4 separate regions of the Mus musculus genome follow, and regions 2, 3 and 4 are each linked to region 1. A link is a loop called in an ENCODE intact Hi-C map of the cell type or tissue named here. Cell type or tissue: left cerebral cortex. All regions are shown on one strand.

Region 1 (8,000 bases):
TGAGGAAGGAACTGGTCTGTGGGCAGGAGGAAGGGAGAGAATCGGTGAGTTACAGGCCTGTTTTGGGGTGTTTAGATTGAGATTCATCTTTCTCTATATTTTAATGTGCTCTCCACACACTACTGTCTTTAAAAAAAATGTTGCATATGTGTGTTTATAAAAAGTCACACATGTAAACATTTTGAAAAGAAATGGTTCCAGAGCTGGTGGCTTAGTCAAATTCAGTGATGCTGGCTCTCCCAAGGCCTCATTCCTCTCCCCAGGGGCTGCTCTGTTCCAGGCTTGGGAAAAACCTGCAGCTATGGCCAATTAATTGAGGCAATTATCTTGAAAGTTCTGCTTTCATACAAGTAGAGATAAAACAGGTCTCACAGACTCGCCCATTGCTCTGGATTTTATGTCTGACTTTCTTTCCTCCCGTTGGTAAATCTTCCATACTTCAGGCCAGACTACCTCTGGCAAGGACACAAGGGTTTCTGCTCAAAGGCAGCACAGCCTGTGTGTGATTTCTGTTGCCTTTGGATGTTGTGGTTAAGAAACACTGCTTATTGCTTGGTTTTTGTCTTGTGTGCCTTTTCTTCCTTTTACCACCGGATGGTGGGACTGAGGTCTGCATTCTGTGCCTAATACCAACCTAATCTTTCCAACTCTGCAAAGGCAATGAGGGGCATTTACCATGGAGATAAGTGCAATACTCCCCGATTGCCCTTGACAGTCTATCCTGCATGTGGCAAGTAAACTGACTGCCTTATTGCTCCTCCCACAAACCTGCATGATACCTCATACCTGTAATCCCCACACTTGGAAGGCTGAGGCAGGAGGATTGCCACCAGTCTCAAGTCATCTTGAGCTACATTTGGGAGTGAGCTCAGGCTGCCCCAGCACAATAAGACTCCTTCCTTCCTAGGCTACCGTCACCACACTTCTCCAGGGCTGTTGGACAATTTGGTTACCAGAAGGTACCTACAAAGACAGGAGCAATGAGCCCATCTTATGCTGTGATTCCACGAAATCAGAGAACAATTACAAACGACCACTGTCTATTCTTTCTATTCTCAGTGAGTTGTGGTCATTGTTTCCTGTCTGGGGGATGCTGATGATAACATATATAATAATAAACGAATGTTTCCAACCGCTTCAGTGCGATGGTCAGCCTAAGCTTTGAGAGCTCCCTCAGCAGCCTGGGAGACTCACTGAGTAGTTGGGCTGCCCTGAAGCTCACTCTGCTCAACACTTGATCCCTTTCCTGTTTCTTGGACCTTCCTGCTAAAGAGTCATTTCTTCTCAGATACAATGTTTACCCTTAGGGCCAGAGTCCATGCTTTATCATAAGAGGCTTGGAGGTGTTTGTGCTCACAGATAACCCAAGTGGGGAGCCTGGGCTGCTAAGCACACAGGGTTGTCCCTTCAAAGAAAAGAATTAGCACCTGTCATTGGCCCAGAGGGCTGACGGTTCCTAGCCTGGTGGCCTTTTTTTTTTTTTTTTTTATTTTCTGTTTGCATGGCCCGAGACTTTCCTGGCACCAGACCTTTCCTGAGACTCTTATCAAAAACTTATTTTCCCTCAGTCAATCTATAGAACCTATCTTTATGGACTTGCATAGTCACGTCCAATCCGTATTTAGCTGACTTTGTTTCTTAAGGAAGTTTATGTGTGCTTTGTTGTGCGCACGGGATTGAGTTCATCACCAGAATAGTTTTCACCAAATTCGGCTGTGCTACATATGCTTAAAATACACCACTCGTGGTTAGACTCCTGAAGTTTGAACCACCACTGGCTACTGAGTCGTGTTGAGCCAACCGCCTTCTTACCTCCTACAGCCCATCACTCCATAGCCCTCCAAGCCCCTGAGGCTCCCCCACTTTATGTAAAAGGAAAGGTAATGATTGATCTCTTCTGCAAGAGTAAGATCAGAATCCGGTTGGCTGGTTTGTTTTTCTGTTTTTAGTCTAAAGCCAAGATTTCGTCAGACACAGTAAAGATTTAGCTGGCTTTTTCACTACCCCCCATAGAACTGTGCTCAGAAGGACTCAGTTTAAACATTAAGTGAAGGGAGAAATCAAACAAAAGCAAGCCGAGTGACCTTGGGCCAGTCATCCCTTACCTCTCAATAGATTTGTTTGCATGTAGAAGGTGCACTGCGTGTTTCGTGGGAGTGGATGTGTGTGGTGGGTGAGCGTTCTGGAGGTCTCTGGTCTGTGACACACCGCTGAGGACAGGAGCTGCAGACCCAGCACTTCACTGAATTTCAGGTCTCAACCTGGAAATTCTTATTGCACGAAGGACCCATGCAGACCCTGTCGGGCTGGATACAAAAGAGCAGAAGCTGCTAACAAAAAGGGAAGGAAGTCGGAGGACCCACCGCTGCACAGCACAAGGGACAGGCAGGGGAGATAAGGTAGCGACTGGTTGGGGCCCAGAGCCGCCCAGATGCGCCCATCTCCTCCGGGAGTCCGCACCCAGCCCCGCAGCCCTGCCCGCATCTCCCGAGCCACCTGCCAGGACTCGGGCGGGCGGCGCAGCCTCGGGCGGGTCCCCGCCCCCGCGCTGCCGGGCCAGCGAGGCCGCCGCGGCGTTCCGGGCGCCGCCGCATTGGCCGCTGCGGTGCGGGAGGCGCGGTCGGCGCAGCCTCAAGGCTGCGGGCACTGGCTAGGGCGACCCGCGGCGCTCGTTCAGCCTTCGGCCCGCTCGCTCATGGCCCTGGCGCAGTGGTCCTGGCGTCCAGCCTCCCGCGTAGTTCCCACCGCCCGCCTCTGGCCTCCCAGCCTCCCAGCCACGCGCGATGCTGAACGGCGCGGGCCTGGACCAGGCTTTTAAGATGTCGTTACCGCGGAGGGCGAGGATCGGCGCGTCCGTGGGTGAGCTGGGAGGGTGGGCCACCGGGGCGGGGGCGGCGCCCAGGGCTGGGAGACACTGCTCCGCCCTTCGCCCTGTCCCCTCCCCCGGGCGCCTGGAGCTGCGGGATTCCGGACGCCACGCCCTGCTGACCCCTGGCCAGACAACCTTGCACTCGCGCGGCCAAAAGTCCTCACACCGTGCGGAAGGGGCGAGGGGCGGCGAGCGTGAGAGAAGTCTCACCCCCCTGGCACGCTGTGCATGCGTGTGTGCATGTGTCTGTGTGTATGCGTGTATCCATGTGTGTTCGTGTGTGTGTGTGTGTGTGTGTGTGTCCGTCCGCGTGCGCGTTTGCGTGTTGGTGCACGCGCGCGCGTGCCTGTCTGTGCGCCCTTACACGGTGATGCTGATGCTGGAAAGGACTGGAGCTGCCGTTTTCTGTCCTGTTCCTAGTTGTCGTGGGCACAGTTTGGCAAGTGTAGGGAACTTCTTGCCTCTCAGGTTGGCTGCTTGCGTCACCGAGTGTATGGTCTTGTACAGAGACCTAAGGGAAGCAGAATGTCACTAATAATGTTTTCACCACCTGGGGCCCAAGTGCTCTGGCTTACTCTAAGGACAGAGTAGCGCAGGGTTTCACTGCGGTCAGAAGCTGCAGGGGCCTCGGTGGGACTTGCAACACAGCTTCTCAACACAGCCTCTCCAACCATTCACTGTAGATGCCTTTGTTGTGTAATGTACTTAGGGAACATGACCCCAGCACACAGATACTCTGTCGCTACAGCACTTGATAGGTGACCCAGAGCTTAGATAATGCAAAACTAGAGGAGACTTCCAAAACGATGCCCGTCTTTCATTTCAGGCCCCTTTGAAAGGAGTCTGGGTAGATCTTTGATGAGCGTTCAAGGTTAGGGTTTGGAGCTGAAGTCCCTTGTCAAGTTTATGGTTTTGTCTGTCTTGAGATAATAGACATATAAAAATAAACGACCTTTACATTGAGCAATGTGAGGGAGTAACATGGGCAATATCAGGACACCGCAACATTCGTCTTGAGCAGAATCCTTTCCTGAAAAGGTCACCAGGCAAAATATCAAGTCAAGGCGGTGGAGAGTCCCAGGGGCATCAGGGAGCAATCAGAGGGACAGCCTAGGTACCAGAGGGAAGGAAATGTGTGCTTTCCAAAGCAGTGCCAAGGGTACAAGGCTTTGTGAAGAAAGAAACACCCTTGGATGGGGAGAGCGCAGAGTGCTAGTTCTTTGGAGATGATGGGAGATTGAGAGATTTAGCTTTGATCATATTGCATCTGAAGTGCCTGCTGGAGAACCTAGTAGGGATGTTTAGTAGAGACTAGCTCATGAGCCTGAGTTCACAGCCAGAGACCTGACTTTCAGGTGCTTCCCAGGATGCCTCCATGGGTCCCTTCCTGCAGGCGCACAGGGCCTCCTCCTGGGAGAGGCCTGCTTTAATGTTCTGCAGTTGTTAAGCTTTGGGTCTTGATTTCTGCGCAAGGTGCATGGCATCTCGCTGGGTTCCAAAAATTATATAAGTAATACCAGAGGAATCAGAAGGTGTCCTGAGCACTTCACTATTTTCAAATTGGAGGCTCTTAGAGGCAACAGAAAGGTTTTGGAACCGGGTGTGAAGCAGTTCGGGGAGTCAGGAATGTCGCCAAAAGCTCCAGAAAGAACCTGGGCATTGATGCTTGACTCTTCCGTGGAGGTCACCGATGACCTTGGAAGAGCTGCTATTGTGTAACTGTGGGGAGAGATATCTGTTAGTGGGAGTGCAAGAGAGGATTAGAAGACCGGGCTTGGAAACAGACTGTTCATGGTACCCTTTTAGGCTATGCTTTGCAGCTAATGGAGGGAGAAGCAAATGGAGTGGTTCCCATAGAAGTAAGAGAGAGAATGCACTGTTTGAAGACTGACTATGCAGTCCAACCGCAACAGGAAGGATATCCCAGACAGGGGCTTCTCAGTGGTCTGTGGCATGAGCCACAGTGGGAAGCAGGGCTCAGAGCAGAGCTGTTTAGAGGCAGATGTGGGGGTGTGGAGGATAAAATGTGAGACTTGACAACACAGGTCTATTTCGAACACATAAGTCATGGATGGGTGAGAGGTCGGGTGGAGACCTGGGTAAAAGGCCTGACGATTGTGTACTCCCATACAATATTAGTGATGTGATCTTCAAAGACTCCCACTGTTTCTCATTTTTCTGCAAACTAGCAGGTCTGATGGCTAACAGTCCTTTGAGAGCAGATGCCAAACAGCCAAACTAGCTGTTTAGCAAAGCAGTTCCACCTGGGGTCATTATTTCTGGCGAGAGAGCTTTAGGCTCCCATTTTGCTCAGGGTGCCCTGTTGTACTTTTCTCAGTTCTTCTCCACAGTGATCTCTTACTTATCAAGTGATGGGGATCCAAAGCCCAGTTGTCTGTGACAGGCTGTAGCCTGAGGTCCTGGATATACAACGACCACCTTCTGTGTGCCAGACACTTCAGGGATCTGGAGACAGGGCCCTGAACAGGATAGGTGTTCTCTGGATAGAGCCCAATGACTAGGGATAAGCACAAAGCACACTTGCTCTTGGTGGCTCTCAGCTTGTACCCAGCCTGGGGCCTACATGCACAGGCAAAGGACACAGGTGAACAGGGAGGCGAAGCAGAGAGTGTGTACAGGTGTGCAGGCAGTGGCGGCTGGGAGCGAGGATGGGAAGGAAGGGGGAGCTGTTCTCTGGGGACTGCAACATCCTTGTTCGCTAGGGAAGACGAGTCTTCCCTATCATTGAGTTTCTGAATTTGGTGTCATAAAAGTTTGGCAATAAAGAGCAGGCAGGCAGCGAGCATAGTGCTGATACCTTTAATAAGTTTAAATACGGGACCTGCATGGCTACAAGTCCTACTGAAAATGCTCTTGCAGGGCTGTTCCAACATTTTTACCCAACCCTTCCATCTCTATTGTGGTGATTATTATTCTTCGGGTTGCTGTACCCCCTTGCTGTCTTTAAATATCTTTTAGGGGTTTTTAACCCCATTTCAGACCATATTGCTCCCAGATAAAAGACACAGAAACCTTTAGATTTATAATCTTAAATACGCTAAAGCAGAGCGGATATCAACCCTCTACGCTATTTCGTCTACTTCCCTGTGGAAGTGATTTCTGAGACATCACTTACTATGGTCTACTTGGGCTGCTCCACTCCATCGGGCCAGCCCCCGTGCCATGCACTGGAGATCCACCTGCCCCATGGTGACTTTCTTCTTTCCTTCTCCTTCTTCTTCTCTTTCTGTGACCCCAAGCATAAGAACTTTTGCTCTGCCTCCCTCCCTCCTGCCTAGCTCAGGCTGCAGGCATCTTTATTAACCAATTAGGATAACTTTCGGGCAGGGGGCGGGGCAAGGTTTATCCAACTAAAGCTGGTGTACTGCAGAATTCCCTGGCTGGCCCTGGCTTTGGGACAGCCAGATCTTCAGATAGTGTATAGCATTTGAATACATAGCAGCAACAGACCTGTCTCCCCTGCCCTCTTCTGGTCAGTAAGGGGCTCCTTTTGGTTTTGATTTTCCAATGGGCTCCTGTGTGAACCTAACTACCTGGCCTGAGTTTTAAAGGAAAGGGTGAGGACGGCTAAAGATAGGAAGGATCCCAGCAGCTCAGATACTAGAATGTTGGAGCTGGAAAATGGCACAAGGTAGTTTTAATCCCTTCACTTCACAGTGAACTATTTCAGAGCAGCCTATTAATTTCTAGGAGAACCAACTGAGGCCCACAGAGCTGGTGCAGTTCCGGATCAGCTCTGATCTGAACAGGACCGGTTCATTCGCTCATTCTAGATGGCTCCCTCTTCCTTGGTAGGAAATAAGGCAGATATGGGTCTCATCTCTGCTTCTGTTTTCTGCACTATACAGGGCACTCCACACACAGACTTGACCCACCTCTGTCCTGGGTAATTTTGTACTTACTCTGAAGGTCTGGATTATGTTTGGAAGTTCTTGGAGACAATATGTGTTTCAGGGTAAAACTCCAGACTGTAGGTTTAGAGAGAAATGGACTCAAATTTTGACATTGTCATTTGGTTCCTTACAGGCCATTTCTTTACCTTCATTATGGATGAGGATGTAAAGAAAGACTTTATCTTCCCCCCACCCCCCTCCAAGAGCTGTGTCAGTGGTGTGTGTGTGTGACTCGCATACACATGCATTAATTACCAGATGCATGATCAAGTTAGACAGTGTTACCCAGGATCTGGCTACATAGAGGCATGTCTAAGTGTGCATGATGCAGAGTTACACTCACCAGTTACCCTGATCCTACACTGTCCACTCTTTAATGTCTGACAGTTGTCACCCCCCCCCCAACACACTTACACCCACTGGACATGTCAATTCTCAAGTGTGGCAGTTCTCTCCTTTGAAAGGCAGTCTTGTCTTGTGCCTGCAGGTGGCCACTCTGCCCCTAATTTGATGGCTTTAGTTGTTTAATAATTGATTTCACTTTTACAATGGATGCTTTATCTTACATCCTCGTCTGATGGAGGTGCCAGCTAGACAAATGGATTACATTAAAGCCATTCTCCCAGAACCTTCAGATGGCTTATGGGAGGATGTTCATACCGTGCCTCTGAAGAAGGGTCTCACCCCCTTATCCCTGGGGCTCTTCACACTTACTAAATATAACCTCCAGTCGATAGCACGCTGAGACAAGATGTTACTTACATCCTTTTGCGCCAGTAAAAGTGCTCAGGGAAGAATGTTAACAACCACCAAGAAAGGCTAAAAATAAAAGTGAGCTCACATTTATGACCGGGCAGTTTCCCCATAGCATTGTCAAGGGCAGACACAAAGCGTAACCTGCCGCGTGGCATTGAGCAGCACGGAGGTGGGAACAGTTATGTCCGTGTGCCTCCCGGGCACATGCATCTGTGAGGTGCAGGCAGATGTGGCTTTTACTCCTCTCCCAGCTGTTTGGAAGGCATGTGTACCTTTTGAGCCCAGTTTGGGCCAAGGTGGGCAATTAATAAGAACTTGTGTCAACAACCAAATCAAAACAACAAAAGTATACAGATGCGATGTTTGTTCACCAGCTGTGCAGCAGGCTCGTGACACTACCCTACTACCACACACCCGCACATGTCCTAGTTCTGGGCTTGGGCCCCTTTCTCTGAAGGATT
Region 2 (8,000 bases), 89 kb after region 1:
ATTGCACAGCATAGATGTAGCTCCTGAGCTTGTCCATGAGGGAAGCAGGGGTCAGTGCCTAGATAAGGAAGTAGTCCATGGTTCCATGGCTGCATAGGTGCCTTCAAGAGGCATCCAATCCAGTGGGTTTAGTTTGTATTCACCCACCATAAACTTATGACCGCTGCTGTGATAGCCATTCTTCAGGACTAGGCAAGATAAGTTTCCCTCAAAGGCTTGACTATCAATTGTCCACGGCTTTCTGTGGGAGCAAACCGAGGCACCTGTCCATTCACTAGTCTTGTTCTCTTAATCCTTTCCCTTCACTTTGGTTTCTTCCTCATCTACCAGCTATCTATTGACCCATCTATCTGCTGACACTGTGCCTGCTTATTTGGGGGAGCTATAAGCATATGCTTGGCTATTGTGTGGTGGTATCTGCAAAATGCATTAACTCAGGGTTTGTCTCAGGAGTCCAAATTTGAAACCTTCATCATGATGTGCCCTGCTATAAATGGCACAATGTTTTACTTAAGCAATACAAATCTGTGTTATTTTGAAAATATATCTTCCAGTTCAGGGGTAGGTCAAGCTGAGGTCATAGAGGTAGAAGGAATTTATTTGAATCTTGGCATTGGGGATGATTAACCATTTCTTCATAGAAATAAAGTCCCCTAGTGTGGCTCTGTTAAAAGTATAGGAAGATGAACATTTTTGCATTCTAAAACTTGGGAGATATGATGTCAATCTTGTTCTGTTGCCACTTATCTGTGTTAATAATCTTTCCGCACTAATAGTAGTTGTCAGAATTTAATTGCCTAGGCAAACTATTATTATTCTTAATTATGTGTATGTGTGTGTGTATATATGTCATATGCTTGCAAGTGTCCATATAGGCCAGTGGTGTCCAGTTCCCTAAAACTGGATTTACAGGCAGTTCTGAGCCACCTAACATGGGTTCTAGAAACCGAACTCAAGTCCTGTCTAATAGTAGTATATGCCCTTAACCACAGGCAGTCACTCCATTATTTCTCTTGTGGTGCTTTCTGGCCTAGTCTGATTTAAACTGCAGGTATCCAGTCCTCTCACCCTTTATACCCCACACATCCAGTTTCCCTCTCTCAAAACCAAGTCTTCCGGTTCCCCTATGAGACATTTTCCAGGTCTAAGTTTTCTTTCATTCTTCTGTCAACCCATGTGTTTACTAGCTTGTGTCTAGACTGCACAGCTGTCTGTATAGCCAACCTCCTGCTGCTTTCCCCATTACTGCTGGGTGTTCCTCTTTCTTGCTTAGACATCTTCTGTGGCTTCAAATGAAACCCAGCTCAAAGCTGGCCCTTCTCAACCCAGCGTGTCATCTGCAGTCTGCAGTCTGCCCACAGCCACTTTCCCACTCAAAGTTCAAGTTACTGTGTTACCTCTAACCTCCCTTAACACCTTCAGTCTCTTAGTTTTGGTTATAAATGACCACTCACTGCCAGGCTGCTGTAATGCTCTGGATTGCCACTTGATTCCTTAAACTACTTGATTGAGGACAAGAGACATCTCCTAAACAAGCATCTAACAACTGATTGTTCAGGTGTGGCTGTTTATGAGTATCCCTTACAAAGCAGTGCGGCGCAGAATCGGGGAGGATGTGGTTCACAAAGTAGTAAATAGAGGGAGTTCCCTTGGTGATATGGATTTCATGGACACAGAGCTTAGAGGAGTGGAGAGCCAGTATGTTAGTGCAGTTCTGTCAACAGACTGTTTGATCCTAGCTAATGGTAGATCTTTGGTCCTCCGTGCTGGTCACTATAGCTCTACCTGGGAAACCCGAAGACATCCTTCATGGGTTCCCATCATGTGCCAGGCTGTGGGGCTCTGGGATTCTAGTTCAGGTAACTGTTGTAGACAAAACAGATCTCTGGTGTCCTGGAACTTGGGCTGTTGGATATGGGGAAACATCACAAATAGTGTCAGGTGATGGCAGTGAATGCTGAGGTGGAAAACGAAACTCGTCAAGTGGCAGAGAGGAAAAAAAAAAAACCCTATTCTTTTATACAGGCTATTCACAAACGTATCTCCATTTGTCCAAAAGTAGGAGGTGCATTAAAATGTAGACTGGGTTGGAAATATGGTTTAGTGGAGGGGTACTGAAAGGCCCGGGGCTCTATTCCTAGCCTACTGAAAGAAAATAAATGAGACAAAGCCCAGTCTTCCTAGATTAAAACCCAGGAAGCAGAGCTGATGGGGTAGCCAATATGGAAGTAGACATGGCTTCCTGCTGCCCTTTCTCTTTAATGGGAGGACTTGGCATTGTCTCCTGGCTAGGGTAGACACTAGAAAGTAGGGGGTGAAGGTGGAAGAGGTGAGGGGTTGCTCCTATAGTAAGAGATAGCCTGGGTGTGGTGCACTCATTGAAGAAGGAGCAGACATATCCAGGGTTCCATCCCATGATCAGCTTCCAAACACTGACACCATTGCATATACTAGCAAGATTTTACTGAAAGGACCCAGATATAGCTGTCTCTTGTGAGACTATGCCGGGGCCTAGCAAACACAGAAGTGGATGCTCACAGTCAGCTATTGGATGGATCACAGGGCCCCCAATGGAGGAGCTAGAGAAAGTACCCAAGGAGCTAAAGGGATCTGCAACCCTATAGGTAGAACAACATTATGAACTAACCAGTACCCCCCCCCCCAGAGCTCGTGTCTCTAGCTGCATATGTATCAAAAGATGGCCTAGTCAGCCATCACTGGAAAGAGAGGCCCATTGGACTTGCAAACTTTATATGCCCCAGTACAGGGGAACACCAGGGCCAAAAAGTGGGAGTGGGTGGGTAGGGGAGTGGGTGGGAAGGTATGGGGGACTTTTGGGATAGCATTGGAAATGCAAATGAGGAAAATACCTAATAAAAGGTATTAAAAAAAAAGAAGGAGGAGAGAAAAGGACTGTATCTGGCTTGTTACCATGGCCCCGGTGTGTGGTCTGGATGCTGGCCGACTCCAGGCTTACTACTTCTTCACTGGTCTGCATAGTATGTCCACTTGAGATACTCAGTTCGCCTCTCAGATTCTGCTTTCTCCTGCTGGGGATTACAATCCTTGTAGTCAAGTTAAGATGATTGAAACACAAGTGTAGTTTTCCAGATTTTCTTCATGTCAGCAAACAGATATATCTGTAGCTAGCAAATGGGAGTTGACTCCCGTAAGATTCAAGTTTTGCAAATGGTGTGTAGTATACACCTTTTTGATAGAGAAGATGAAGCGTTAGTTGGATGAATAGTTAAGGAAAACAAGGTTCCACTTGCAGAGCTTTGATTCTCCCTAAAGGTTACTTCTCAAGGTGGGCTGCCTTTTCCCAGAGGGGATGCTGGGTTGAGCTTCTCTCTCTCTCTCTCTGTGTGTGTGTGTGTGTGTACACACGTGAGCACACAGTGTAGTATATACTTCTGCATACACCTAAGAAAACTGCTGGGGAGTTAAGCCCGCTCAAAGGCTTCTAAATAAAGCTTGCTGTCAGTTTTATAGAACTGGGAGGCAGGGAAGCTTGTGTAGGAGCCACAGGAACTACTTAAGAAGGAACTGGGAGCTCACATGCTGGACCAGAGCTGGAGATGAAGTTGCTCTTTTGAGGTGATCTGGCTTATTTATGGACACCAGCAGAAGAGCTCGTGCAGGATCGCAGTGGGAGACAAGCTCTGTCCACCTGGTGCGGGACTGATTTCACAGTGGAAGTACTTTCAGCAGTGATGACTTCACTTGTGGTATCTCGCTAGGGTTGTTTGTCTCATTGTGACTAAACATTGTCAAAGGATTCTAGAAAAACCAGGTTCCGAGTGCAAGGACAAGGCGTGGCCTCGGCTAAGTGGAGGTCTTCTGGCTTTGCTACTGACTCCCTTAGCCTCCTCTCCAATCTCAGGCAGACTAAAGCAGCCCTCCTGCCATTGCCCCTGGGCCAACCTGGCAAGCGCGGGTACCACAAGCTACCCGTGCAGCCAGCTCCATCCCCATCTCGCTCTGGGCTGCCAGACTCCCAGGAGCACTGGGGTCGGGCAAGATGGGGTTACCTTGGGTCCACCCGGCCTCCTGAAGGTCCAGGGCAGCGTGAGGTCTCTGGTAAATCCAGAGCTAGAGAAGCCTGGGAACCTTCGCCACGAATCCAGGTTGGGATGAGGCTTGGGGAGGGGGGGTGGGGGGGGAGGGGCGGGGCCTCACAGGTCCACGGCGGGGCGGGGCCCAGGAGGTGGAGCCTATTTACAGGTCGGGGTGGGGCGTCTCGAGTCCCAAAGGGGTGGGGCCTCACAGGTTCAGGGCGGGGCTGAGTGGGGCGGGGCCTGCCGCTGCGGCGGCGGCTGTGGCTACGGTCTAGTCTCCAGGGGCAGGCTAGGTGCATAGGCGGCCCCAGTCTCTCCAGAGCATCCTTCGCGGCTGGTCCCCGCTTGCAGCCTGCTCGCAGCCTCGGGCCTGGAGGCTGATTTCTTTGTGTTTTGTTTTCCCCGCGCCTCGATTCTGCAGGACCCGTTCGTTCTTCTGCGGGCTACAAGAAGGCAGAGGATGAGATGTCCCGGGCCACGTCTGTTGGAGACCAGCTAGAGGCACCGGCCCGCATAATTTACCTCAACCAATCTCATCTCAACAAATTCTGCGACAACCGGATCAGGTAGGAGAACAGGCAGCCGGGTGAAGCTCAATGCTCACATTCACGGGATGGCTTTTCCATCACCCGGGCGGCCCTCAGTTCACTTGCTTTCCCCAGCACTTTGCATCTCTGCCTCCTGCACCCACTTTGAGCCCAGAGGTCCACACCCAGCGCCCAGTGGGCCATGTGAACACAGATGCTGCCTTCTCCTATGCAGAGCTGTGCCCAGCCAATCTGTGGGCCTTATGGAAGTTCTTCTAATGCCACCGATAAAAGTGAAGGTGTCCTCTCACCCCTTACTGCCTTCCAAGAATCTCCATAGTCTCCCTGAAACCTCAATGATGGTTCTCTTTGTCACAGCTCTCTTGAGTAGTTTGCAGAACATCTGTGGGGAAGTGCTTTATAAGGGAATGAATGTGAGTCTCACAGGCTACAGGGACTCACATTTATTTCCCAGTGATCCACTGCATTTGCTAAGGGTCTTCTCATTTGCTAGGAAGTCTTGCCCAGAGTCAGCAGAAATATGAATGGAGGGTAGCATTTTTGTGTCTGCTTTCTGTCAGCTGGCCACTGTGTTAGGCGCCTTAGCTGCGCATCTCCAGTGTCTCATGGAGCAAATCATTGCCTCCAGATCAGGAAACTGGAGTGGAGAGATGTGAAATCTTGTACTACGCTCATATATTAATAGCTACTAAATGGGAAAGCTAGAAATCAAACCCACTTATCTGACTAGCAAGCAAATTCTTGCTGCTGTGCAAAGCTTGTTTCTTAGCTCAGTGTTAGCACACTTTGAGCCACCATTAAACTTTTGAGCTTTGACCAACTTCATGTCTGTGAGTGATTTCTGAGGATAGTTTAGTGTGCTGCTTAGAACATCCTACTCAGGTCTGGATTTCCAGGTTGTTTGTTTGTTTGTATGTTTGTTTTTTGCTTCGGCTAAAACTTTGTGGTTAGATATTTAACTATTACAGTACCTTGGTAATGCCACACTGGCAGCAAGGTCTGGTTGGTCATTTCTATAGCTTGATAGGATTTGGGAGAGAATAACAATGTATATGTGCACATATGTATGTATGTATGTATATAGATGGTACCTTTATTAAGGGAGTGTTAGATTTGTGTGACTTTATTTTGTGTTTCAAGAACGACTTTTGAACACATTTTAAATTTAAAAAGTAAATGTTAGAATATCTGAGACTTCATTCCTGAATAAATAGGCTTGTTTTGAGATGTGGGACATTACAAACAGAACATTAGAGCTTAACAAACTAGCGCGACTAATTAAAAAAGAGACAGATAGTGAAATCTGTAAAAGCCTTAGAGAAATTGGAGCCTCATACATTTGGCCAATAGGAATGACACATAGGGCTGCTGCTTTGGAAAGCAGTTTGGCCTGCCTCCAAAAGGATCAAGGTAAAGTTACCATAGGATCGGATAATTCCAATGCTAGGTATACATAGCCAGCACACATGAAAACAGAGGTCCTCACGAACATGTGTACACAGATGTTCATAGCAGCATAACTCATGGTGGCCAAAACATGCATGCACTGAGGGATTCACTCAGATGACTCTAGCTATAAAATATTATGATGTGGATGAACCTTCAAAGTAGTCAATGAAAGAGCAAGTCGTAAAAAGTCATATGAAATGATATATGTGATATGCCCCAAAGAGAGAAGTGTTTCTTGACACATTAGTGGTTTCTGGGCCTGGAGAAGGAAGGTGAAGGTGTGGGAGTTAGAGAATGATAGGATGATGGCTATTACTCTGAATACACGAAAAGCTGTCTGGAGCCCAGCATTGGCCATGTAGTTCTATGTCTCCTCACCTTTCATACTACTATTGAATTCCTTGCAAAAACACTCAGGTCATTTTTTAAAGAAGTTAAATATTATGTAAGGAGATAGGATTGGAGTGTCATTTTTTTAAATAAACTTCAGTGCTTTTCAAAAGGTATTTTTGCTTGGTTCCGCCAATTTCAGTATCTCTGTGAAGGTTTGAAACAGTTCTAATAAAATACAGACTCTCATTTGCATAGGAAACACACAGCAAGAGGAACCTCAGTTAGAAAATGCCTCCATTAGATGGATCTGGAGCCAAGACAGGGGTGGGGGGTCATCTTCCTAGTACATGATTCCTGTAGGTGAGCCCAGCACACTGTGGATAGTGGCATCTCTGGTCAGGTGGTCCTTGGGTGTATAACAAAGCAGGTTGATGAGCCACAGATAGCAAGCCAGTAAACAGCACTTGTCCCTGGCCTCTGCTTCAGTTCCTGCCCCCAGGTTCCTGCCTTGAGTTCCTGCCCTGCCCTGTGATGGCCTCAACAAATAGGCTGAGGTAAATAAACCCTTTGCCCCCACGTTGTTGTGGTTGTGTGCTTATCATAGCAATGGAAGGAAAACTAGGACAGGAGGCAGACATTTAAGAGTAACGGGGCCTCCATACCTGTCTGTATTAGAGCTAGTTTTATCCTGAGAGGAATTCCAACTGGTTACGTGAAAATATAGTTTCATTTATACTTTCTTGGGAGAAGGGTTTGGAATAAGTATGTGTATGTGTATTGGATTGGCTAGAAATAAAGCAGGCTTACTACCGTTGTATTGCTATATGGATTCATTTACATCATACTAAGTATTAAAATGACAATTTCTTTCTTACTTTATGGTTTATCCTGTAAGAACTTTTCAAAAAGCACCAGATATAGACTAAGAACTTTGCAGTGTGGTCCTGGAGCTTCTGTGAGATCACCTTGGAATATATGTTCCAATTCTGCTGAGTATTAATGGGAATCACTAATGGTTGCCAATGACTTGCAGTTCATTAGGAACTGATTACAAAGCTTCTTGACATTAGAGTTTAGGGCTTTTACAAAGCACTGAGCCACGGGACTGGAGCACTTTAGTAGTGCTGAAGTCAAGTTTACAAAACATGGATTTCTCTTTAAAGCTAAGCTATTGAAGGGAAGGCTTTCATAAAAGGAAATCACTAGAGAATTTTTTTCTTAATATAATTTTCCATGTAAAAAGGATGTTTTTCTCATCATCAGGAACATGGGTGTCCTCAGACTGCCACTCTCCCTCTGGGGCTGGGGATGGAGCCTGCCTTACACACTCTTAAGTACATGCTACAGCCCCAGGTGTGTTGTTTCTAAATTAAGCTTTTTGGAAAGAAAGGGTCTGAGGGGACAGCTGAGGAGCCTGATGGTCCACTGACAGGGTTGTCTTGAAGTCTGTCCTCTCTAGCTTACGGTTGTTCAGGCCCTTTGTGGCTGGGACTCTCGGGGCCCTGACAATTATTCTGTACTTGCTTTTGCAGGCGCTTGGTGTTTGACAGTGGGGAAAGGGGCTGCTGAGCATCTGGGAAAGTATGTAAAAGATTATGTGGTATACTATGGC
Region 3 (8,000 bases), 79 kb after region 1:
CTATACTGACTCTTTCAGGAGGAAACAATGGTTTTTGTTCCCTTGTTATTTATCAGAAAGCCTTTGTCCAGTTAGCAATTCTATGAAGTTTAGTGATCTATTAGTAAGATCTCCCAAGTAGATCCAAGTCATGCCTGCAACAGGGCCAAGGTTATGGGTGACCATGTGTTGAGCAATCGGCAGAGCCCTCTGGTTCCTGCTTTCTAAGCTGCTGACTGTGAAAAAGTTCATCCCCAATGACCTACAATCCTGCTAATATCCAAGAAAGCATCTTCAGGAGTTGAGGTCCCTGAATCATGTAGGAGATGGGGTCCAGTTGATTTGGCTACTTACGGCTGCAAAGAGGAATAGGGGGCTTTAGAGTCTCCACTCTTGCCAGTGTTAATTTCCTAGAAGATAATCAAGGAGACCCCAGATAGATGTAATAAGATCATCATAGGACCATGTAAGGGTGAGGTGACTTTGGATGCAAGGAGATAGAACAGATAAAAGACAGATAACAGTTAAGCAAGCAATCTTCAAGACTAACATAGTCACTACTAAGATTATAATAGGTATAACTCATTTCAGTATGAAATTCCAAGATCCATTCCCTAGGCTGTTTGCCCAAAGTGATGGTAGTGTCTGATGTGGTTTGAATCTGTAGATCCTGGAAAACAGACTAGACATTAATAGAACAATTGAGAATATACACACAGAATTTAACCTTAATAATAGAAAAGTACCTCAAAAGCGCTTAGGACAAGTGCTGAATGGACTGGCAGAGACTCCAAGGAGGGCTATTGCACACACTGAGGAAAACTGTAAGGGCTAAGGGAAGAACTTCCATGGTCCAAGGAAGGACAGTCCTGACCTTTCCCATGTTGAAGGCAAAGAAAGTCCAACCACAGCTGAGTGGGATCTTGTTGTGGACGCCCTCAGCTTCCCAGTCCTTGTCATCTCTCTTGAAAGAACTCATGTGAGATCAACTTGTATGGACACTTCATTTTCTTACAGAACAGAGTGGAGCACCCTTAAGTGTGAGTGTGGATAGTGGACAAAGGGAGCACTGTGGAGCAGTGAGCCCTCTCAAGAGTGAGGATGGACAATGGCTAAGGAGATCATTGTCTGGAGTGCCTTTCTGGCAATCCCTCTTACTAGCATTCCATGAATGTTGCTGCACACAGTATGACTATGTGTGGCAGGGTTGTGTGAGATGTAGCAAGGTATTTCTTGAAACCGGACCAGCTGCACCTGAAGCAGGGACATCTAGCCCAACCTGGGTTGTTACCATATATCCTCAGAGGAGAGAAAACCTAAGCTGTGTCCTAATGATGGGTCATAATCAGGAAGAGTGCAGACTGAGGAAGAGGACTTCCAGGCAGAGAGCAGCACCCAATGTTCATTGCTGTGAGCTCTCCTGCTCTTGATTTTCCACGCCAGACCACAAGATCATTAAATGCAAGAAGATGACTTTCTAAATTGGATTTCTAAGAGTGTATGTTAATTAAACCAAATCGTGAGCTTTGCTGTGGTATGCATCACCTCTGATGTACTTTGATTGTACTGACACATTGCCCTCTTTAAGCCCCTGCCCCATTCTAATAGTCTATCTCCCCTTTCGTGTCTTCTTTTTTTTTCCCCCAGACTTCACATATGAGAGAAAGCATTGTTGTCTAAGTCAGGCGAATGTTCCTTAGCCATGATGTTCTCTGCTTCCACCCCTTTCCATCCTAATGGTTTGATTTCATTCTGCTCTGTGGTACAGTAACACTCTATTGTGGGTGTGTGCACATCCATATATATGTGCATCATCCTTTCATTATCCATCTAGCTATTGGTAGCACTTGGCTGGTTATAAGTAGATTATGACTCATTTGGTGGTGATCACCAGGATGCAGGTAGCTCTATTGTGTGCTGACTTTGACTCTTCAGAGCGGCGTCGCCGGATCGAATGATGTTTCTGTTTTCAATGTTTAGAGAAAGTCTATGCCTGTTTCCATAGTAGTTGTGCAAGCTTATATCCCCACTCCCCAGCGTTCAAGGGTTCCTTTTTCCTGCATCCAGGGAGAATCTGTACTCCTGTATTGTACACACATGATGCCTGGAATTTCTAAATAATGATGAATAAATTCTTGTCTTCACTATCTTGACACCCTGCTTTCTTCTGTGTGTTCCTCACTCCAAGGTGGTAAATCTCTAGCAATGGGGGTTGACTTTCTGGGCTTAAGTGTGAAGTGGTCAAACCTGGATGCCTGTGAGCCAATGGAATTTTCCTCTCTTTCTTCTCGTTCTCTTTTCCTTGCCCTATAGTGCATAGAATTTAGGGGTATATTTTTATTTTCAGAGAAAAACTTAGAGTAATAGAAGATTCAGTTGATAATAGATTTGAAGGTCATTTTAGGATACTCCTTGAAGCAACCATAAAATGACTCTCATAACAAATAGGGAAATTAAATTTGGATGTTAGCTGGCTGATTTATTACTCATTGCCTTATCTCTACAGTGAGTATGATTGTTATATGGGTAAATATAGAACACCTGGCATAGTGGTAGACTCAACAAAAGACACATATTTATCTTTTTCCTGAGATAATGTCTCGTATGTAGTCCAGGCTGGCCTCAAACTCACTATGTAGACTAGCCTGGCCTTGTACTAGGGTTCCTCCTGCCCTCACCTGCCAAGTGGCGGGGTTACAGGCATATGCTGCCATGCCTAGCATGCCTTTTAGAACTGTAATTACAAATGACCCATCTGTGACATGGTGAACAAGATTGGTCTGGTAGGATTGAATGGGCTGAGGATATTGCAAGGCAGACACTCCATAAGCCTTTGCTGTAACAGATTTTCCTAAATTTAAGTATTCTCACTTCTACGTCTGAGAAGAAAATGTGATACACAAAATGTCAAATCAGCGAGAAAGTTAGGAAGAGCCAGAATTCTGGGAAACTTTGCTTTGCCAGGGCGCTGGGAAGGGAGGCCTCAACTGATTTGTTAATGTCCGACTACACACACGTTAGAGGTTGCATTGAGATCGCTGATGGAAGCAGATGCTGGGTTGCTGTGACCAAGGAGGATGCGCTATCATGACAAGCTGGGCTGCCTTGGTAGATGGATGAGGACAATGAATGTGCCTTTCCCTTGTCCATGGCATCTTACTTCCACGGACTTAGGGCCTCCATGAAAGAAAAGCCATGTCAAGAAACACAAGGACACTGACTTAGGGAAATTTTGTTTTGAGCTTACTGTGATCCCTTCAGCATGTGTACAAAGTGCTTGGTGGATGGTTCAGGCCTCAGCATTTTCTGCCTGGAAGGAGAGGCACCTCCGTGGGATTTTAGGCATTGCTTGGAGAATGGCATCAGGCGAGCTCACGAAAGCTGCCTCTGCCTTTGATTGTTGGAGAAGTGGAAGGAGAGCGGTGGAGAGAGAAGAGCACAGGTGTCAGGTCCCCATTTCTTTCTGTGTAGAAAGTTCTCCAAACAGAGAGCTGAGGTATGAGAGATAATTAAGGATGACTGAGAACAACAGGTTTTGCTCTCCTGACCTGCCATACTCTTTCTGTGGAGTTTTGGGGGATGACTGGACAGCAAGGAGCCCCTTAACAGGGCTGTGAACAGAGGGCCTCCAGTAGGTGGCAGATGCTTCTATGTCTGCATGGGTGAGGCAGGGCCACTTGCAAAGACTCCTACCCTTTGATAAAGCCCAGCAGATCATGCAAAGGCTGTAGTCGTGACCCCAAGCAGGAAGAGTAGGTCATCGTTCTGTAGACCAGAGGAAGCAGACAACATTTCTGTTAAGGAGCCCAGCTCTTCTCCATACCTCTGTCCCTCCCCTCCATTTACACTGTATCATTTAAAGGAGAGGCACAAGAGAAGATGGGATGACCATGGAACCGAAACATCCTTCATCACGACATACTGAAAGTTGCTCACATAAATGACTCCAATAGCATGAGCTCCAAGCAACTAGACATTTCCATTTTCTCCAGCTGTCTGTTACATGTTGCCATAGGAGGGAGAGGTGGTCAGAGTAGCTGCAAATGAATTTGAGGAATTGCATCTTCCTACACCCACTTTAAGGAGGACAGTGAAGCTCCTGTGTTTACTTGGTTCGTGTCCAGGACACATTTACCGGAAGCCTTTCTTCTGTGGGGAGGCACATGGCTAATGCATGGCTAGTATGAACATGAGCCTGGCCTCCTGGAGCATATGTCAAAAGCTGATCCTAGAAAATGAGCAAAGGAAGTCTTCATGTGGTTGATGCTGTGTTATAAAAATGCAGTGTTAGGAGGGCATACAGGATCAGGGATTTCGGTAGATAGGCTCACATCAATGCTGGTTCTGTCAAGTTAATGCGGAGGCACAAGAGACAGGAAGGAGTTTTCTCTTCTCATGGGATAAACTTAAAAAACTGAAGTTGGTACTCTGTGCTGGCACGGTCTACATTTGCAGAGTCAGGCAACCCTGGATAGAAAATGTTTAAGAATAACAATGGATGTCATGCATATGATAATGAAGCATGGTGCAGGGTCTGTTTATGTGTAGCTTAGGCTGTGTCAGGCATGATGTGTTATCTAGAGGTGAGTGAAAGGATGAATGCAGTTGAGATGCAGATGCTGCGCCATTGTGGAAGGGGTTGGAGCACTTTGGTACTAAGGCAGTGATGGTATCTTAGACCCTGCCCCCTATATCTGCAATGTGTGACTATGGAATTCTCTATGGGATTTTAAAACTGATGTCTCTGCTTGGAGTCCAGGTTTGAGGTCCCAGGAGCAGCGGAGAATCTCTACTGGCAGAGAGGGTTGCTATAAAAAAAATTACTACACTTGTACTTAATCCGTGGGCAACGCAGCCTGGAATGAATTCTCATTCTCTGAACTGAGAATTTATGTAGCATAGATTTTTTTCCTTTAAAGTCTGGTTTTATCTATGAGATACATTTCCAGAGAAGCACATTTATCTTCGCTTAATTTACAAGATGAGTTAGCACAGGACACAGAATGGGTTTTGAGATCAGAAGTCTGTATTGCAGGTCTTACTGAATAGAAGTGTCGTAGTTTGGCTCTCTGCTACTTTGATGATGTAGGGGCAGGATCCAAGATGCCCATCACTGCTTTAGCACCAAAGCAACACGAGTGGGAAAGGGATTATTCGGCTCACACATCCCAGTCACAGTCTATCCCTGAGGGAAGTCAGGGCAGGAACTCAAGTGGGACCAGAAGCAAGAGCCATGGAGGAAAGCTGATCGATTGTCCCCTCTGGCTTACTTAGCTAGCTTCCCTGAATAGCCCAGACCCACTTTCCCAAGAACGGGACTGCACACAATAGATTGGGTCCTCCCACCATCAATCATTAATCAAGAAAATGGCTCATAGACATGCTCAGAGGACTATCTGATGGAGACAATTCCCCAATTAAGGTTCTCTCCTCCCAAGTGACTCTAGTTTGTGTCAGGTTGACAAAAAAGCTATGCCTTCAACTGTGTATTTCTCCCTCCCACCACCCAGCAAAATGCCTCCCATGTAGGAGGTACTTGATCACTGAATGAATCCAGCATCCACAATATTTCAAGTCATAAACAGCCCACGGCCTATTACTTTTGCTGCATTCTCTTTATTCCCGTGAGAAGAGAAAAGAATCCAGTAAGTGTTGACAGAAATAAGAAATCCGGACGCATCACTGTCATCTTCCCATTGTTCTCTGAGCTTCGGAACTTTTTGCTTGGAGTGGATCACATCTGTTATATTTGGAGAGACACAGTCTGTGCAAACTGGGGTCTTGAGAAGCCTCTCAAGTGTGTCTGCCAAGGCAAAAATAACCACATTCTGCATTTGCCCAGCACTGCCATTGTGTCTGTCTGATTAGGCGAGGTAATCAGCCCTGGCTCTCTCTAGCACCCAAACTGCCGCTGATGTACCTGTGTTCTCAAGAGCCATGAAACAGCTTTGCAAATATGGTGTGGAAGCCAGAGCTAAGCTTGAAAGTCTTAGGAGGTGTGTGTGTGTGTGTGTGTGTGTGTGTGTGTGTGTGAGTGTGTGTGTGTACGCGTGTGCGCGTGCGTGCATGTGTGCATGCTCGCTAGACTGCAAGCATGCATGTATGTTTGTGTGTCTGCACATGCTTCTGATTGAAAAGCTCTGTAATCAGCCACAACTCTGCTTTCCTAGAGTGGAGGCGTGCCCAGAGGCATAGAGAGAGCCACCTTTGTATAATTTTCAAGTAAGAGAAAGACAAATTAACCTCTTACCCCTCATTATAAAAATTTGAATGGCCACATCTAGAAAGTGTCAAGTAATAGAGTTTTTAGAATTTTGTATTTACCGATTTTTTGTGAATTTCACATCATGCTCCCATTCCCATTCATCACCCTGTGCTTTTGTACCCATCCTCCACCCTTGTAACTTTCTCCCCTAAAAGAAAAGAAAAATCTCATTGTGGAAGCTGTAGTGTGTCACAGTGTGTCACACAGTATATTCTTTTGTCTACACATCTTTGCTTGTAAATGCTCATTACATTGAGTCATTGGTCTCATTTGAGGCCTCTGCTTTCTGTTATTCTGGATCCTTCTCGGGATTTCTCTCAGATATTCTGTTGTTGCCCTGTGTCATGGAGATCCTTCAACTTTGGATTTCTAGGATTGGCCCTTTCATGGGCTCTAGAAGTTCATCTAATGGGGTGGGCCAACTCATAGCCCTGGATCTGGGCCTGGGTGGTAGATGTAAGCTATTATTTCCTGGAGGTGGAATGGGGATAGCATCATCTAACTGAGAAAGAATTCTGCATGTATTAGCGCTTTGAAACTGGCATGGAGGCTCAAGCTGATCTGTGAGGTAACAATGGTATCAGTCCTCATTCCAACACTATGATAAAATAGCCCAGTAAACAATTTAGGGAAAACTTATTTTGGCCTGGGTTTTCAGATTTTCAGTTGATGGTCACTTGGCCTGTTGAGTTTAGTCCAACAGTAAGGCAGAGCATCATGGAGGGAGCCCATGATGGAAGAAATTCTTACCCCAAGGTGGCTAGGAATGAAAGACAGGATGGAAGAGATCTGGGTCCCCATATCCCTTCCAATGACCTAACTTCCTTCCATTAGGCCTTCCCACCTATAGGTTGAAGTATCTTCCAATAATGCGACTACTGGTGATCAAGCCTTTAACACAAGGCCATTTGGAAGACTCTGAAGAAATAAACAGTAATAAAAAGCCTTTAAAGATTTTTTTGTTCTAAGAAAGGAGGGAGGAGGATTAGAAGGAAGGGAAGAGGGTGTGGAAAGAGAAGGAATATGAGAGACCTACATGACCCAAAGTTTAAAATATTTACCAACTTGCACTCTTTAGAACAATCGTCACCCTTTGATTTCTATAATCAGTTTCAATTTTGTGGACAAGGAAACCAGGGCTCAGTGGGCAGCTGCTTAGCTTAGCTCACAGGGTAGCATGACCAAGTATAAGGAGATCGGAACTCAAGCTTCTGCAGATATGGCTCTTAGTCCTGTCTTTCCTGTGGTCTAAGATGTTGTGCACTTGTTAAGAAGGTTTCTGGTTTAAGTCTATCATTCAAGAGTTCACAATACTAGGGGCTGGAGGTAATGGTTCAGCTGGTAAAGGGTTTGCTGGGTGAGAATCAGGGCACAGAATTGGATCACTACCTCTTTTAGAAAATCCATATGCTTTTATGATTCTGTCATGTCAGAGCTTAGGATCAGAGACAGGAGCATCTCTGAGCCCACTGACTAGTCATCTTAGTTGAATGATAAGCTTTGGGTCCAATAAAAGTCTCTGTCTTAAAAATAGGGCGGAGACTGGATGAAGAAGAGACTTGACATTGACCTATAGCCTCCACACCTATATACTCATGGCTACACCCTTCTATGTGTGCACATAACACACATACACACACACACACACACACACACACACACACCCCATACATATATACCTCCACTCACAGCACCTCCACATACAAAAATAAAGATTTCACAGTTATAACACTAACTGGCCAGTAGTAAGTCAGTG
Region 4 (8,000 bases), 150 kb after region 1:
TAAGAAGTCAAGTTGTTTCCAAGTTCCCTCATAACCTGAGTGATTTTTCAGGATATAATATTGTTCTTCTAGATCACATATTAATATTACAGTTTCAGGGTTCAGGCCAAGTGTACTTTATATCAGAACCTCCCCATTATGTCTTCAGTGGACAAGATGAGCTCATGTCATTTTCATCCTTTGAAGGCAAGGGACATTTTTCCTGCCCTGTGTGTGACAAACCTTGGCAAGACTTACTGTTGTTGACAGACTGAGAGTGATGGAAAACCCAGGAAACATATGTGCTAGACTTGCCGTGCCTTTAGGGCTGAAACAACATGAACAATGAAATTTCAAAAGGAATATAAAATAACATCCACAGCTGGAAGCCATTCTGTTCATGAACTAACTGTTTACACTTGTGTAATTGACAGTGGAGCCGGAGCTGGATGGCTTTGGGTTCCTGAACTCCCATTGTGTATCTTGCACCTGTCAGAGCTCCCTCAGGTCATGCTTAGTGGCAAAGAATCAATTGATAACTATAGGAAACATTGGCTATAATAAAGCATACATTGTTTTCTGAGTCACATATATGTACTCATTTATTCTTTGGCATGAGGAAGGTGTTTTTATTATTTAAAATATCTTAAAATTTAACATGTATAGGTGTTTTGCATGCATGAATTTCCATGTGCCATGTGTTTATGGTGCTGGCGGAGGCCAGAAGGCAAAAAAAGGTGTCAGATCCTGGAACTGGAGTTACATGAGCAACTAGATGGGCACTGGGAATTGAACCTAGGTCTTCTACAAGAACAGCCAGTTCTTAGTCATTGAGCCGAGCCATCTCTCTAGCCCTGGTACGGCTATTTTAAAGACAGAAGAACTAAATCAAATCAACCCCAGCTTAGCTTACACACCTAGAAAGAGTGAGACCAGGTCTAAAGTCCAAGTCTATACACTCCAGGCTTATTCTGACTAGCATTCTGATGTCTGCTTTCTCAGGAGGAGTAAGATGTATACAATACAGGTCAGATTCCAACATTTGCAACACCTGACAGTTTGACCTATTTTTCTTGTAGTCCCAGACATCAGAGTAATAGTGTCCTTTAAGAATTTTATAAAAGAACTCATTGTTCTAGTAGTAACTGAGCATTAAAAACTCATTGTTGCAAGTGGAAATGTTTGGAAAAGGGAGTGAGTGTGCTGAGCTTGGCTTTCCATGCTGGGCTTGTGTTAAAACCTGGAGTTTTAGGTTGTTTCCTTGTGTTGGATGAAAAAACCTGTTTTCTTAACCCTAGTGGTTGACTGGATTTCAACCACTTCAACTTACTGACAGGGTCACAGAAATGAAAGCTTTTGTCATTTTCTTCCTTCCTGCAAATTTAATGACTTTTAATTAAATACAGAATTTAAAGGATTTGAATAATCAGTCTTGAAATAGAATGACTCCTGGATCTCAGCTGGAGGTCAGATGTGAGTGTACTGTCCCTGCAGCCTTCCTGTGGCGCCTGACTGATTATAAGATGGCCTTTACTAACAAATTTTCATCTTGACCCTGGAAGAGTTTTCTTCAAAGTCCATAAAAAAAAAACAATTTAGTGAACTAACAACATTGCAGAATAAAAGGAACATACCCAGAAGACAGCCTAAAATTCCCAAGTGTCGCTGTTACCCAACTTCCTCATCCCCAGTGGGGAATCCCTGGTGCTCACAAGTGAACAGAATTTCTGGGTCTGCAATGGAATTTGGAGAGACATGGGTGGTGCTGTGATATGAGAGCCGTGTGCAGTAGACTGAGCTCATCCAGGAAACTCAGGCCAGCCATCTCTGTGAAGTTCTTCTTGGGGCCCATCATTGGCATATCTTAATCATCTTTGGAAATTTCTTCTATAAAATTGATTCAGGCATATAATTATCTTGTTGATACCACATGATTGTCATTTCCGCTGTTGAGAGGATGTAGTCTCAGATCTTCCATATGAGATGCCATGAGCCTCAAGTGCAGCTTTCCCAAACATCTTGGTATACCCAGGTCCCAACATAGGCCTTAGCTCCAACCAAATTGTTTTTTACCAGGCATGAGGCTTTGTTCTCTTCCTGCCCTCTTGACTATCTTCTTTACATAACTCAATTCAAGGTTCTTTCACTGTAAAAGCCCTTCCTTGAGCTCTTCAAGTGAACCTTTGTCCATTTGCCTTGTTATCTACCCATGTTCTCTCTTACTTTGTTGATATATCTGTACTTTCTTCCTTTTTCATTCCTTTCTACTGTAAGGAACATGCATGCTTTAAAAATATCTCTGATACTTATCTCAGAGCTAACTTATTGGTTTGGAGGTTCTTTCTCCTCAGCTGAAGGATTAGCTGTATGTTGGTTGCTTTTAGACCAGACTTACATTAGCTAGAGGCCACTGTGCTTGTGAATGTTGTTAATGTTGTGCAAAGGTGTAAATGAAAGTACAGAATAGATCATGCAGGGTTGGGGTGTTGTCTTAGTCAATGATCTAATCTGTATAGAGACATCATGACCAATGCAACTATTTCAAGAGAAAGCATTTAATTGTGAGCTTGCTTACAGTTTCTGAGGTTTAGTTCATTATTGTTATGTAGGGATGTATGGTGGTATGCATGTAGATGCTGGAGCAGTAGCTAAGATCAGTAAGGAGAGAGAGAGAGAGAGAGAGAGAGAGAGAGAGAGAGAGAGAGAGAGACTGAGACTCTGGGCTTGGCATGAGCTTTTGAAACCTTAAAGTATACCTGCAGTGATATACTTCCTTCAACAAGGCCACGCCTTTTAATCCTTCTAATCCTTTCAAATGGTACCCTTCCCTGGTGACTAAACATTTAAATATATAAGCCATTTTTATTCAAATCACCTCAGGTAAGTTCTTTAAACTGTAGAATGTCTTTTAAAAACTAGTCTGTTTACTCAATACTATGATGCACTTTTTAATTCCATTATATATTTGGAAGAGAAATAATCTTTTTCATTTCCATCATTGAATGTGGTTGTTTTACTCCATTTCTCCTTACCCCTACATCTAGCCTGTTCTGTGGTGGTTACTGACTTTCAATACTGGTTCACAGAATTCAACAAAAGCACCTCTCAAGAGATCAAATGTTGAGAAGGTAACCAACGTGCAGATCCTGGTGCTGTTTGGTATCCTCCTGGTCATGGCGCTGGTGAGCTCTGTGGGGGCCCTGTTCTGGAATGGGTCTCATGGCGGAAAGAGTTGGTACATCAAGAAGATGGGTGAGTCCTGAGGTGACTGCTGCTCACTTCTGTGGGTCAAATCTCTTGGAAGGTCTTTCCATGCAGGGTCTGTGAGTAGTAGTCATGCCCTCCTCCTCTCTGTTCCCCACAGCATGATACCTATGCCCGGCTTTCTGGTAGAGAAAGCATATTAGGACTCACATGTAGACTGAAGATGGGTGTATCTGGAGACTGTTTTATGACCAAATGATTTCTTCTCAGCCATTTTAAAAGACATTTTCTTATGGTTGCTCTAGGGATGACAACATGAGAAACCATTTGTGCTATTAACTTCACAAACATCAGACCAGCACACTTCCATGCTCTCCCCTTCTAGACTATTATTGTCATATATGCACTGCATGTATGTATTGTCAACCTAACAATATAGAATTACAGTTAGTGCTTTGTGTAATCTCAAATCTCTTAAAGAGCCAAAAGAAAAGAAAAAATAATAAATGCTTGTGAGCTTGTTTCTATTAACCTACTTGTCCACTCTTTCTGGATGTCTTCTGCTTGCCTCCTCTGGAGCCTCCCCTCTTGGTTCCCAGAGTGCTGCATGGCTACCTCTGTAATAACCACAAGCCCCTTTGAGGCCAGTGAGGGCACTCCCCTCCCAGGAGAGTGCTATTTCTGATCCCTCCTCTCTCTCCTTCGCCAGCCTCTAAAGAGCAATCAGTACAATGTACAGTGATTGAAATAGTCTTTGGAGTGTGAATGGGCTCAGTAACTTCTCAGTCTCCAGAGCAGCACATAAGGAAGGCTTTCATTGTGAGCATCTTTTAGGGGGAAAAAGTCCAAAATAACAAAATGGGAAGAAACTAAATGCAGACTTCCACTAAAGCTGTATGGATATCTTTTTTTTTTTTTTTTTTTTTTTTTTTTTTTGTCCATAGACACGAACTCAGATAATTTTGGCTACAACTTGCTAACGTTTATCATCTTGTACAACAATCTGATTCCTATCAGCCTGCTGGTGACACTTGAGGTTGTGAAATACACGCAAGCCCTCTTCATAAACTGGGTGAGTTTCAAAGTAGAGTGTGAAACATGAGCTGCTGGAGGACTGCCAGCCACCGCCCTCTCGCACTCTCCAGGAGCCGTTGTCATCTCATGGAGTCCCAGAAAAGAAATCATAGAGGCTGTTAGCTGTTAGAACATGGGATTAAGCCAGCCAAACGGATGGCTGGCATAGCCACTGGTGGGGAAGGTGGAGGAGGATGCGCAGGGAATGCTTGTCATCTGGCCACCATGGCTGTGCTTCCAAAGTCTCATTTACGAGAAGGAAAGGGCCTCTCATGTGCTCACCAGACTGTCCATTCTGCACCAATTTCATCATGACAGTCACCTTGGACGGACTGTAGGGGGTGAGGTGAATTTTTAAAGGGATTGTCATGGTTATTAAGCTCTGGGCCATTTTTTTTCCAGACCAGGCACTTTCATGTGTGTTTTACATTGGTTTTCACAATAAGCCCGTGAACAAGGCACTGACCCAGCTCACAGGACATGAGGTGATACTCTTGAACCCAAACCTAAATACCATGGGTGACATTGTGTCATAGGTATTGTCTGTCCTCAATGCAGCTCCAGTTTTAGCCAAGTTAAAAGGTTTAAATGAAAATGGAACAATTTTAAGATGCCTGGTTCTGTGTCAGTCTTAATGAGCTATGAGAAGTGCGTGTTGTCTAAAGGCTCCTTTCCCTCCCCTCTTCCCCCATTTTCTCTTTCAGGACATGGATATGTATTATATTGAAAATGACACTCCTGCAATGGCCAGGACATCAAACCTCAACGAAGAGCTGGGGCAGGTGAGAGCCTGTCTGGGGACTTTGGGGGCAGTGCTGTGAGCAGGATGCAAGTGTTAGCAAGAGGAGATCTGGGGGGATTTTGCAGGAATAGTTATCCACGACTGTTTGCAACGTGGCAATGAATGCTATTGTCAGATGGCTTTAGAGACACAGTATATAATTTTTCCCAGAACATATCTGAATGAACAATGTGCAGAACGTTGTACAACAATACAATGCGATTTTGGATCTTTTTCAATGTGTTTGTCAGGACAGATGACAAGGAAACAGGGTAAGACATTGGCTATTGGGCCACCCCACAAAGCATGGGGGGTCGTTTGAAGGACGGGCATCACTGACAGAGTCCAGAGAATCATGACTTTTGGGTCTCACGTTGATTTCTATTTGTTCATCCCAGCTCTCTTGTTGAATTCTGCCTGCCTCTTCCATTGAACTACTGCAAGGCAGAACCTTTTTGGGAAACATAAAATTTATTCATAACCTAAAGTAATTAAAGACTATGATTTTATTTTACACAACTTATACCTCCAAACAATCAAATTTATCCTCAACCTAAAGTAATTAAAGACTATGGTTTTATTTTTATGTATCGTAATCCTCCCAGCAATCCACTTGGGAGGTGGTGGATTACCACATGCTCATTTTATAGATTTGTGATTAGGTCATCTCAGGGAAGCCTGCTGATGAATGACAGGTGGAGGACTGGAGATTACCTAAGTCTGGCCTTTGTTTCCCTGCAGCACCTGCCACATGCCCCTCTGGGAAGATGTAAGCCTAACTTCTCCTTCATCTGGGGGCCAGGAATAGGGTCAGATGCCCTCTCCCTCTTCTCTCTCCTTAAGGACAGAATCAGTCCTGCAGTGACATCAGAGCATTTTGAGTCATTGCTAGAAAGTTGAAACTCAGATTTCTCAGTCAAATTTTGTAATAAAATAGAATAAAATCACATGCTGCCCCTGTGCTGGTGGTCCTGGGTTCTGTAGAAAGCAGCTAAGCGAGCCATGGGGAGCAAGCCAGTGTGCGGTAAACCTCCATGGCCTCTGTATCAGCTCCTGCCTCTAACTTTCACTCCTGAGTCCCTGCCATGACTTCCTTCAGAGATAGAGTATGACCTAAGAGTTGGAAGGAAGAATAAAACCTTCCTCCCGAGTTGCTTTTGGTCATCATGGTTTATTACGGCAGTAGATACCCCCGATAGCAGCCACGAGTTACCTGTGCTAGGGATACAGCCTGGTGAAAATTTCTCTTTCCAAGTTAGCTATCTGTTGGTGCTGTCATTGCTTAGGTCTTGTTGAGGTAGCATGGGTTGTAGCTTCCCTTTTGTTTCCAGGAGACACACTTCCACACTAGCCTTCTTGCTCCTCTGGTTCTTATGGTCTTTTTCACCTCCTCTTCCTCCATGATCCCTGAGCCTTAGGTACAGGCGTTATCTTGTAGGTATATCTCTTGGTGCCGAGCTTCCTCTATGATCTCTGCATTTTGGCCAGTGGTGGGTTTCACTGGTGATCTCTTTTGCTGCAAAGAGCAGCTTCTTTGATGAGGTGTGAGAGCTACATTTAACTGTGAATGTAAGGATAAGTATTTAGAATTTAGTTAGGAGTTATTATGTCTGGGCCAGGTGTGGTGGCTCATGCCTTTGATTCCAGCACTTGGGAGGCAGAAGCAGGCAGATATTCAAGAAAGAAAATAAAAAGGTCAAACAAGCATGTACCAGGCCAACCGAGACTACACAGTGAGACTACCTTTTAAAAAAGCCAGGGCATATGCTGGTCTGGTGGTCGTAGGTTCTCTTCTGAGATCTGTGACCTCATTAGCTCCAGGTATGGATAGGTTTGTAGTACCAGGAATGATTAGCATGCTGTTGAGTGGGCTTCAAGTTCAGTTAGGCAGCCGTTGGTTACTGCTAACACACGAGTGCCACTTCTGTGTCTTTAGAGATGTCTTGCCATGCTGGCCATTTTTAATCCAGTCAATGGGTGGACTCTTAAAAGAATTGCATCTTCTGTAAGAACATGCAAGCACCTGGGAGAATAAACTATATCACTGAAATGTTGACTAATAGCCAGTGATGCTACAGACCATAGCCAGTGATGCTGACAGACCATAGCCAGTGATGCTGACAGACCATAGCCAGTGATGCTGACAGACCATAGCCAGTGATGCTGACAGACCTGGCCAGTGATGCTGACAGACCTGGCCAGAGGGGTTACAGAAGCTTCTTTTCTTCATTACCCAAGTGTAGAATTAGTAATAGAAAAGGTTTTGTAAATGTCTATGAATTAAAGTACATCACTTATGATTGATTTGTTTACCTTTATTGACTCACATTTAAATTTCATGCAGGTTTTCAGATATACAGACAACTTCATGTCTTGTTCCTTGCATCTTATCCCACCCATCTTTTAAAAATTACTTGTTTATGTGTATGGGTGTTTTGATTGTGCATATGTCTGTGTACCACATGATAATCCAGAAGAGGGCCCTAAATTCCCTGAAGCTGGAGTTCCAGATGGTTGTGGCCTACCTTGTGGTTGCTGGGAATTGAACCCAGGTCTCTCCAGCTCCCTATTACTCTCTCTGCATTTTGTTTATTCTTTGCTTAGGTAAAATACCTGTTTTCAGACAAGACTGGAACTCTTACATGTAATATCATGAACTTCAAGAAGTGTAGCATTGCTGGTGTGACCTATGGGTGAGTATGTTTGCCAACTTCGGGAGACCCCATTCCTAGTCTTCCAACAAAGCATGGTTGTTATTTTGTTGTGTTGAGGGATTTGGATGTGTGGTTGCTATTAAATATGTTAAAGGAAAAAGTGGGTTCCCCAGTGAATCTTTAAACAGCTAAAATATGACTTGTCTCTTCAACATTGCTGAGAGGTCCCAGGGCACCTGTGGATTTGTACACATACTCTAAGAATTACTCATTCTCTGTGTTTGGATTCATCTCCTGACTACTCGTTT

The links. Peaks named below come from ENCODE experiments on the same cell type or tissue, not always from the same donor. Only the 100,000 strongest peaks of a DNase experiment are listed, where the experiment ranks them.
Region 2: a loop joins it to region 1, with 2.1 times the contacts of the local background. A loop is called at or near these places in 2 of 42 quality-filtered maps.
Region 3: a loop joins it to region 1, with 2.8 times the contacts of the local background. A loop is called at or near these places in 2 of 42 quality-filtered maps.
Region 4: it touches region 1 in a loop (10-fold over the local background); 6 of 42 quality-filtered maps call a loop at or near these places.

Annotation. Positions count from the first base shown.
Region 1 is chr14:60,172,171-60,180,170 of GRCm38, reverse strand. Gm33582 (a long non-coding RNA gene) reads right to left here. Exons shown (of 3, transcript XR_874667.3): 1 at 6,006-8,000; 2 at 3,234-3,380; 3 at 1-2,306. Among named protein-coding and RNA genes, the nearest start is that of Gm33582, 4.5 kb to the right of the region's middle. In left cerebral cortex, no CTCF peak of the experiment used is centred here; DNase peaks (open chromatin) are centred at 2,267, 2,479, 2,920, 3,235 and 1 more place; H3K4me3 peaks cover 2,583 bases; H3K27ac peaks cover 1,953 bases.
Region 2 is chr14:60,083,206-60,091,205 of GRCm38, reverse strand. Atp8a2 (ATPase, aminophospholipid transporter-like, class I, type 8A, member 2) reads left to right here and starts at 4,292. Exons shown (of 36, transcript NM_015803.3): 1 at 4,292-4,624. The coding sequence starts at 4,524. It overlaps 4930563I02Rik (RIKEN cDNA 4930563I02 gene), which reads right to left and starts at 3,700. Exons shown (of 3, transcript NR_166718.1): 1 at 2,932-3,700; 2 at 1-58. In left cerebral cortex, no CTCF peak of the experiment used is centred here; DNase peaks (open chromatin) are centred at 3,627, 3,915 and 4,319; H3K4me3 peaks cover 892 bases.
Region 3 is chr14:60,093,663-60,101,662 of GRCm38, reverse strand. 4930563I02Rik (RIKEN cDNA 4930563I02 gene) reads right to left here. Exons shown (of 3, transcript NR_166718.1): 3 at 5,576-5,782. Among named protein-coding and RNA genes, the nearest start is that of 4930563I02Rik, 10 kb to the right of the region's middle. In left cerebral cortex, no CTCF peak of the experiment used is centred here; DNase peaks (open chromatin) are centred at 2,829 and 4,817.
Region 4 is chr14:60,023,180-60,031,179 of GRCm38, reverse strand. It overlaps Atp8a2 (ATPase, aminophospholipid transporter-like, class I, type 8A, member 2), which reads left to right. Exons shown (of 36, transcript NM_015803.3): 10 at 3,066-3,231; 11 at 4,128-4,255; 12 at 4,962-5,039; 13 at 7,643-7,731. Among named protein-coding and RNA genes, the nearest start is that of Atp8a2, 60 kb to the left of the region's middle. In left cerebral cortex, no CTCF peak of the experiment used is centred here; DNase peaks (open chromatin) are centred at 3,971 and 4,335; H3K27ac peaks cover 450 bases.